Regions from separate parts of the Homo sapiens genome. Here region 2 is linked to region 1. A link is a contact called in ENCODE Hi-C data. All regions are on one chromosome and are shown on one strand. The core of a region is the stretch at or near the end of the contact, and the rest is flanking DNA. Distances in the headings are between cores, read along the strand shown.

What was found. A loop is a pair of places that touch in the nucleus more often than their neighbours do. Pooled maps may share reads with other maps.
Region 2: a pooled map shows a loop between it and region 1 (19-fold over the local background). The contact joins the promoter of ARX here to the promoter of PTCHD1 in region 1. A Hi-C loop is called at or near these places in 5 of 37 single-sample maps with no recorded cell type and 8 of 50 pooled maps.

What each region holds. Positions count from the first base shown.
Region 1 is chrX:23,332,225-23,336,839 of GRCh38, reverse strand. It overlaps PTCHD1 (patched domain containing 1), which reads right to left and starts at 1,991. Exons shown (of 3, transcript NM_173495.3): 1 at 1,614-1,991. The coding sequence starts at 1,964.
Region 2 is chrX:25,014,121-25,018,735 of GRCh38, reverse strand. It overlaps ARX (aristaless related homeobox), which reads left to right and starts at 2,771. Exons shown (of 5, transcript NM_139058.3): 1 at 2,771-3,194. The coding sequence starts at 2,999.

The DNA.
Region 1 (4,615 bases), core at 742-3,241:
TCTACTATGTGTTTTCGTGGGAAAGCTTTTGGAGCAGTATTTATCTGTGTCCCAAAATATAGTCACTAAAGTATTGAGAGAAAAAAGAAAACCACTTTGATGCTGGAAGTCTAATCATGAGAAAAACAAACATCTCGGGATTAATGTTATTAAGGTTCTGTGATGAGTAAATGTGTGATGTGTGCCATTAAAAATATCATGAGCCACTCCATGTGGGAAGATCCTAATTCCATTGAGCCCCTAGTCAGATTCCCCTCATTACTAATTGCTAATTGATAACATGTCAACAAACGGACATAGGAAAATAATGAAAATTAGCTTGTCTCTAGGGATAAACTATTACCTGTAGAGGAAAAGAAGAGGAAAGAGTTCCCCAGGTTTCCCGGCAGACTCCCCTTGGGATAAGTAGACTAGAAATCTAACCAGCCTCTAGTACCAGATCTGGACTAGAGACTCACACAAAACGATCACCTTCCATCCCTCTGCACCAGAGTCCCAGCTGGGACTGGTTCTTGTCTGCCCTCCCCAAAGGAGAACCTTAAGTAAACAAGCCCCACAGTCCCCATCAGGGATTCAGATGGAACATTCTCACCTATTTTTACTTTTCTCTCCCGAGGTCTCCACTTTTCCATCTCTAGTCCTCACTCCTCTGCTTTTCTTAGGAAGTTCCTGAAAGTTACCACCATTAACCTCACTTTCCACATCAAATTCCCACCTCAAGCTGATGGCACAACCGGTTTCTGCGAGTGTCACCCTCTAACCAGCTGCTCGGTTTCCTGTGCTCTTCTCGGGGTCACACAGCCTGGCTTCTGTTCTCACCCTTCGGGCTCTGCCCCTCACCCCCATGCTCAGATGCACCCAAATAAAAGTGGATTGATCGGTTCCCTCTTTTCCCAAAGTTTTGGCATTTCTTGAGGAGCTACTGTGAAAGACGAAGGAACTGCGAATTACAAACATAATTTCATACCCTAGAAGATAGAGATGGCTACCTCGCTCCGGAGAAGAGAGCAGCAGGGCAGCCCCCTGTCCTCGCCAGAGACCACACTTCTTTCTGGGTGGGTGGGAGGCATCTTCATCACCATCCCGCCTCACATTCTTTTGTCCTTTCCCAACATCCCACACCAACAACCGTTCCCCAAACACTCCGGGGGGCCAGAAAAAGGGAGAAACAAAACTGAGGACAGGGAGGGGTATCTCGGAATCCCCTCCAAGCATAGTATTTTGTTCTCAAGTAGTAGGACTTTCCAGAATGTCTTCTCTCGTTCTGCTCCTTGCTGGCCCAGTTACCCCAAAGCCTCCCCACCCCCAAGCCCACTGCGACCAAAACAAGCGCACCGACCACAGCACTGTGGCCGCCGCCGCCCCAACTGTTGCAGCAGCTGCGGGGTGGCGGTAGAGGCGACGCGGGCAGGGCCGGACCCGGACCCCGACGCTCCTTGTCCAGGAGGCTGGGAGGCTCCAGTCGGCCGCCCTGGGGCGCGCGGTGCAGGAGAGTCCCTGCGGCAGCTGCCTGGGCTAGGAGAGGTGGCGCTCTCAGCCGGGACCCCAGCGCAGAGCCAGCCCGACCGCGGCCGCGGCGCTGGCGGAGTCTGCCCGCACCCGTCCCCTCTCACCTTTAAGATCAGGTCGGTGTGATGCTGGTCCAGCATGTTGGCTTTCTGGAAGGAGGTGACGATGACCCGGCCGTAGCGCCCGGGGGTCTGCAGGTCCGAGTAGAGACGGTGCTTGGAGCGGTTGACCGGGAAGAGGCTGTTAACGAGGTTGCGCTCGATCTTGGCCAGGCTGTGCTGGGGCGCCAGCAGGTGCTCCACGCTCTCCTCGACCTGGTAGCGGCTGAAGCTGGCGCCGAGCAGGATGGAGATGAGCACCGGCGCCGAGGCGAAGAAGACAGGGTGACTGGCAATGAAGTGGCCGAGCCGGGAGAAACACGTCCTCAAGCCCCTGTGCAGAACCTGCCGCAGCATCCTAGAGCAGAGCGGGCGCGGGAGGAGGGCGAGGCGCACGCTCGGCGCGGGTTCGGGCGGCGGCGGCGGCGGCGGCGGCGGCGGCGGCAGCGGCGCCCGCGGCGGCGGCGACGGCGGCGGCGGCGAGACCCTGAGCTCTCCCGGAGCCGCGGCACCACCATCGGGGAGTCCCGCGCCGCGCCTCGGGAGGGTCCCCTCGAGCCGGAGACACGCCCTCCTGCCCGCGGCCGCGCCCTCCCGGAGAGCCCCCCAGCTTGGCGGCCTCTGCGCCGCCCCCACTCCGCCCTACCGCGTGCGCCCTCCCCACCCCCCGCGGCCTCCCCGCCAGGGGGGCTCCGCGCCGCGCGGCCGCGTCCCCTCTCAGCGCGGGCGGGGCCCGGGGCAGCCCCCGCGGCTCGTCATGACCCCACTCACCCGACCCCCAAGGCCAACGACGGGGTGGCGCGGGGAGCGGCGACGGCGCTATCGCCAGGAGACTCTGCGCGCCCGCCCAGGAACACGAGGACGGAGAATTCCAGGCTACACCCAGTCCCCTCCCCTCCCTTCGCTCCCCTCCCCCGGTCCGGCCCGCCAAGCTCGCTCTCCCCTTCTCTGCCCTCCTCCGGGAAGACCCAGAGATAAATAAAGAAATGGCCCCGATTTTCCAAACAAAAAGTAAAGAGTTCTCAGGAGTGGGGGGAGGGGGCGGGTGTCGGGCGGACCCGCTCAGAGCCGAGTCTCTCCAGAGGCTTAAAGGAGCAGGCTGAAGACTGCGTGCGTCCCGGCTCTCGCCAGGCTCAGGTGGTGGCGCGCACTGGCTGGTGCCGAGAGGGGGTGGGGAGCGAAGACGCTCGAACGTGGAAATCACGCCTCCTTCCAAATAAGAACCGTTTAAAATACCCCCAACACTGCAGCTTCGGCGGGACCACGGGGTCCGGGTGTGTGTCTGGAGCACGTCCACTCAAAAGGTATCCGTGGAGAATCTTTCTCTGTGGCTCTAATTTAGGGTCGCTCCAGAGTGGATTGGGGCTGGCCAGCTCTGTTGCACACCCCCCAACCTCCCACCCAGTCCTTTAGTAATAAAAGTGCTGATAATGACGGTCAGTCGATGGAACTGTCCGTCGCCTGGGCTCCCGGGCTCCCGAGCTCCGGGGCTCCCCGGCTCCCGGTTCTTCGCCCTGCCTTCTCTTCCTCCTCCTCTCTCTGTCGTCACCAGCAGGTCTGGGGGACCTGGTGCGGCGTGGCTGGCGCGGGCGCCCCTGCGGGCGTAGAGTGTTTGAGAAAGGCTGGCCAGGGAGTCAGTAGCATTAACCCCCTTCTCTGCCTCACTCCGCCCTCTCCTCCCCTACATGCGAAGGTGTGAGAGTGGAGGGAACCTTATCTCAGAGCAGGAGAGATACAGGTCTCCGAGCGTGTTGAGCCGCAGGGGGCGCGGGGGAGCCCGCGGGGCGCCGACGGCTTGGCAAAGTTGGGCGTGTGCGTGTGCGCGCCAGCCGTGAGCTAGCAGGCAGTCACCGTGGTTCCCCTCGCACTCCCCCTCCGGAGAATTCCCCGAGAAGGCGGGCGCCGGCTTCGGCCCCGGGATAGACCTGCGGCGGCGGCGGGAACGGCCACGCACAGGTACAATTTAGCGCGTTTCATTTCGCGCTCCAAGCTCCTGGGTCTGTCCACTGCAACGCAGACCGAGCGGGATCTCGGAGTCTGGGTCACTGAGGCGCTCTCTCCAGCCAGGGGGGTGGGATACAGGGCGCGGCGAGGGGTCCTCAGACTCCGCGCTCTGAGCGCTCAGCCTCCCCATCCCAAGCCTTTGGTCGCTACAGCTCAGTCTCCCAGTGCCAGGGGTCGAACGGGAGGCGGTGGCCCGCACTACGGAGCATAGACATGCATATTAATCAAAGCTGAAGGAAGACGAATAGGGACAGGAAGAGGAAGGGGAGTGGGGGGGGGGGAAGAAAGAGGAGAATGGGTAGGAGAATGCGCCTCGGGGAGGCATTTCCCTAACGTTCCCATTCCAGACTCCCCTACACCTAGCGGCCCTTCACTTCTCAAACTGAACTTGGGAACTTGCACGTTGGAAACAGCAAGTCGCGGTTTGGGAAATCCTCCTTATTTGATGATCTCCTCCCTTCCCCCATACCGGACTTCCTTCCTACCTTTCCTCAGCAACACCTGCTCCTGCTGCGCTGCCCACCCCGGGGGCGCACCTGCCCTGCTCTGCTTGTGCTCCCTAGATCCTTCCACCCATTTCTCGTCCACTTTCTGTGCTCATCTTCGTTATTCCCTACACTGCTCTGTTTCCAGAGGCTCCCCGCGACGCCTAAGTCCAGCAGCTTCCAGCTGACTCCCCTCCCCCAGTATCGCCGTCCCTGGGAGGGACACATTGGAAGGGGCTAGAAATTCCCCTGCCACACTCCACTCGTGCCGTTCCCCCAGCATCTTAATTTCTGCTCGTGGAGGTGCCGCTGCTCTGCAGCGCTTTGCTGATTCACCATGATCGCGGAGGGAAAAGCCTCATTGACTTGTGCCCCTGCAAGCGGCGAGGCGAGCGCGAGTGGCTGCGAGGGCACGCGCTTTGGGAAACCACCCACCATTGCGTAGCCGAGGTGCTAAATGACAGGGTGGATGCCCTGCGTGGCTCTCAGCCCGGGCAGACGGAAAGATGGAAGGGCGGG
Region 2 (4,615 bases), core at 1,522-4,021, 1.7 Mb before region 1:
CATCAGTTACCCTCTTCCTAGATATTAGACGCATAATTTTGTTTCTAAAATGATATATAGAATAACATATTTTATATATATATATATATATATATAATCCCATATCCTGATTAGGCATTGTGGAGACCACAGCACAGTCTTATGTCTCTCTACCCAGCACCTTAGAAAAGTTTTCTGTAATTTTTTAAATTTAATCTCTTAGAAATAGCAAAAGTTAATTGTAGATTTTTGAAGTTGGGTATTGGATTGTGACAAAGGTGGTCTCAGGGCCACTGGGTGTAGAGTGAGCTAGGTCAGGCCCTTCTCCCCGAGGTGAATGGACGTGTTTCCCAATAGCATCCTCACTTGGGAAGATTGATTAGAAAATAACAAAAATAAATAAAATAACAGAACAAATAAAACTAGTGTTTTCACACAGGTCTCCCCCGAAAACACTTTATATTCCATTAATAGAATTAGATCTAATTCCAGGGATCATTAAGTCAGAATCAGAAATTCTTTGTTAACCTCCCCTTTTACAGTGGATGATTAAAATTAGAATACACCCCAGCAGAAAGTCCGACTTCTTTTAAAAGAAGAACAGCTGCACAAGGGGGAGGAGGGGGGATGGAGGCAAAGAAGTCTTCCACCCAGAGAGCTGAAACTCCGTTGGGCTCTCAGAAATGATTTGTGCATTTGTGTTTTTGTTTAACACGATCTTTCTTGGACTCATTTTCAGCCCACTCCCTGCGTGTGCGGAGCCGACTCTGAAGTCACTGAGCCACCCGGCAGCCGGGTCTTGTGGATTTCCAACGCGGGGCCCGCCGGGGAGGGAAAAGTGCCTCCGTCTCTCCCAACCACCAAGCCGCAGGGACGCCCGCGAGGGTCCGCGGCTGGAGGCTAGGAGGAAACCGAAGTGTCTTTACTCCTCTTGGCTGCGATGAGACCCGCGCGCCTGGAATGGGCTTTCGGGGCCGGGGGAGGGAATGTGGGAGGAAATCAGCGCGCAGAATGTTAGTTTAAAGCTGAACCGGACGGTGTAAAAACACCGAACTCTTGGTGGGGATGGAAAAGGAAGAATGCGGGAAAGGCAAGGAGAGATCCCAGGTGACTTTGAATCGCAGAGAGGGCTTAAAGGAAAATCAAATGTCAGCGATGGCTCGGGTTCTCCTCCGCTCCCCACCACAGCCCGCCCTATCATCCAAGTGCAGAAAAAAACGGATGAGAATTAAGCTAAAAGCCAGAGAGAGAGAGAGAGAGGGACAGAGGAATTCTTTTTGTCCTGTCTTTAATAGTAGTAGTAGTATCAGTATTAGTATTCGCATTATTAATGTGCCTGTTCCCAACCCTTCATCCCCTCCCCCCAGTTTTGTCTTGAAGTTTCCTGCGGAGGCAGCCCGATCTGTCTGCTACCCACCCACCAGCATCCAAGAGTTATGCAGATGTTTATGGCTGAAAAAAAAAAATCCCAGTTATGCATCCTTGTATTTTTAAATACTGACTGTAAGTGATTCAAGTATAATCCTTTGTAAAATGCTTTTCTCTTTGACACATTGAAGGGAGTTGAGAGAGGAAAACCCGGCGTGGATTCCCCCTCCCTGGCCCCTCTCTCACCCACCACCTTCGCCCCAATTCTGCCAGCGTTGGGGCCCCTGGAAATCCCTGGGAACCTGCACCCAGGCAGGGAAGGCGTCCGTGCTGGCCCAGGCTCGACCCAACATCAGTTGGAGTTGGGTTTTAGTTCTCGGCGCTGGAAACTGTTTGGGAAGAAAGGCGCTCTCTCTAAGGTTCACTCTCTCACCTTTGCTCAAGGGAGCCAGGTCATGAGAATTCAGAATTTTAGACGCTTAGATTTGGCTGCAGCCGAATTTGGGTTCCTTCCACCCTGGAGAGGTCAGGGATCCCTGAGGGTTCTGCTCCCTAGCTGCGATTGGAAGGTGAACAGCCTCAGGGTGAAGGCCTAACAGATACGAATTTGTGGGGGAAAGAGGGAAGAGAGTCCAGGGAGAAAGAGGAGGCCCCCAGACTCGTCCCCAGTCGCCCCTCCTCGCTGCTGATACTCGCCTGTCCCTTCCCACCCAGTAAATGCTCTAGGGAAGGCCGCGCGCCTATGGCAGAGCTTTGTCTGTAAGGAGGCTTTTTCCCATTCCAGAGTTTAAAACGGAGAGGAGAGCGGTTGGGGGACGCTACAAACAAGAGAGACACAGTCGGGCTCAGGGTGAAGATAGACAGCGCAATGCCTTGGGCCGCAAGAGAAAAGCGAACTCCCAGACGGCAGATGTTTGCTTGGGGCGGTCACCCTGGCCCCCCGACGCCCGTCCGGCCTAGAGAGGACGGCAATTGAGCGCCAGGGAGGTCAAGGCGGTGTCCTGGGAGCCCAATATCGGCTTTGAAAAGTGCCGAGTGAGTCTGAACGTGAGCCTCGAGGCCTCGCCTCCAGGGAGCGAGGTCCTCGGGTTGGTGGAAGGGGCGCACGCCACCCAGATGGCATTCACAGGCCTGGCATCCCAATAAGCTAGAACTTCGGCCAACACTAAAGGGTCAAAGGAGGAGCTGCAGGAAGAGGATAGCGGACTTAGAAAATTGGTAACTTAAAAAAAGAAAGAAAGAAAAGGAAAATTGGCTCTGGTGCGTGCCCGCTGCCCCCACCCCCGCCTGCCCCTCTGGAATCCAGTCCGGGCTTTGCGCCGCGCCCACAGGCCGACGCAGCCCGGCCTCTGGCGAGAGCCAATCAGAGGGCGCCTCTCAGCACGTGGAGGAGAGAGACTCCAGAGCTCAGCGCCCGCTGCTCACTACACTTGTTACCGCTTGTCCTGAGCGCGGAGAGGGCGAGCTCGGGCCGCGGGCAGGGCGGGAGCCGGCAGCCGGCAACCAAGGGAGGCAGAAAGGCACAAAGATCGCAATAATATCCGTTATAACCCGCTATCTAACCCCACCCCCAACACACACCCATCCATCCCACCCTCCGGGAGAGGCAGCCGGCGATCCGCTCTCTGCGCCCTGGGAAAAAGCCCCAGCCATGAGCAATCAGTACCAGGAGGAGGGCTGCTCCGAGAGGCCCGAGTGCAAAAGTAAATCTCCAACTTTGCTCTCCTCCTACTGCATCGACAGCATCCTGGGCCGGAGGAGCCCGTGCAAAATGCGGTTGCTGGGAGCCGCGCAGAGCTTGCCTGCTCCGCTGACCAGCCGCGCCGACCCGGAAAAGGCCGTGCAAGGTAAGGATGCTCCCGTCAGGCACTTACTAAGGGCATTGGGCCCTGATTTGGATGTTTGGTGTTCGGGGGCCAGTGGCCTGGAATTGTCAATTTGGAGAGGAAGGAAGGAGAGGGCATAACTCTGAGGCCTGCTGCCTCAAAGAGCGTTAAACATCTAGCCAGGGCTGTCTCTCCCTCCCTCCCTCCCTGCTTCCAGAAAAAGGCCCGTTTTCGCTTAGGGAGCCTTTAGCTTTTCGGTGTTGATCGTTAGGTTGTTTAAATGCCCCTTTTGGTGGCCTTGGGTGTGCTCTGAAGAGCGGCGACAGGTCAGAAACAGTAGATGGCCGGTGGACCCTTGTAGCACCAACTTGATGAAGACAAGAAGCCCAAAAGCTGGTGAATCGGGGTCTCCAGGCTGAGTGAGCCTTGGCCTTTCCTCTTTGGAAGATTTCTGTATATGCAATGTTTTGGTTTTATTTTTTTAATTGCAGATTACTTGTGACCTTTTAAACCCAAGCTTTGCAGAAAACATCTTCCTGGGATTCTCCAAATGCTCCTTAATGTATTTAAAATGTATGAAATGTGTGACTTCTGGATGCTAATTTTTTCTCTGCTATTTTATTTTTTAAAATAGACGAGCTGTTTAAAATATTTTATTTTTTTCTGAAATTAAAAATTCCAGAACAAATGTCCTTTTACCCCGAACCTGTTATCCTCAAGTTTCGCCTCGAGCTTGCTGCAGAGGTGTCGCAGGGAAAGGAAAGAACTGTTGGTTTCTTTTAAAATCCAAAAACCAGCGGTCCGGCCATAGCGCAATTTGGATGGCAGGAGCAGACGGTTGAGAAGGGGGCATTTAAATAAAACTGACTTTTTTCTTTTCTTTTTTTAGCCTGCAGTGGCACCTATGCCAGGCGCTTCCTCAAAAGGAAGGAGCGGCCTGCGCCTGCTGCACTCCCACTCCCTCTCTGCCCCAGACCTTTCCCAGAACATTTTTGCCAGGATGATTTTTCTTTGCCTTTTTGTGCAAGAAGCCCCCCCACCCTCTCCCGCTGTGGGCTGTTGGGGCGCGGCCTGCACTTGGGGCCACAGGGCCGCTTTCCCCCACCCCGCCCCGCAGCGGTCGCCTTCAGGGCTGCACCCCTCTTGCCAACCCTTGCCCTCATGGTGGAGCAGCGGGCAGAGGTCATGCGCAAAGTTTTCAGGATAGTGGTGATTTTCTTTTAAAGTTGTAGAATGTTTTCGGATTTTCCTCTGCCCCGACGTGGGAAGGGAAATAAAAATGAGAGAGTAGGAAAGGGGAAAGAGAAAGGAATAAAGAAGAAAGAAGGAGAGAGGGGAGAGAAAGCCTGCAAAAAGAGAAAGAAAGGGGGAGAGAAGGAGAAAGAGAGGTGAGGAAAAGAAGGGAGGGGGAGAAAGAAAAAGAAAAAAGGTAAGGAGAGAAA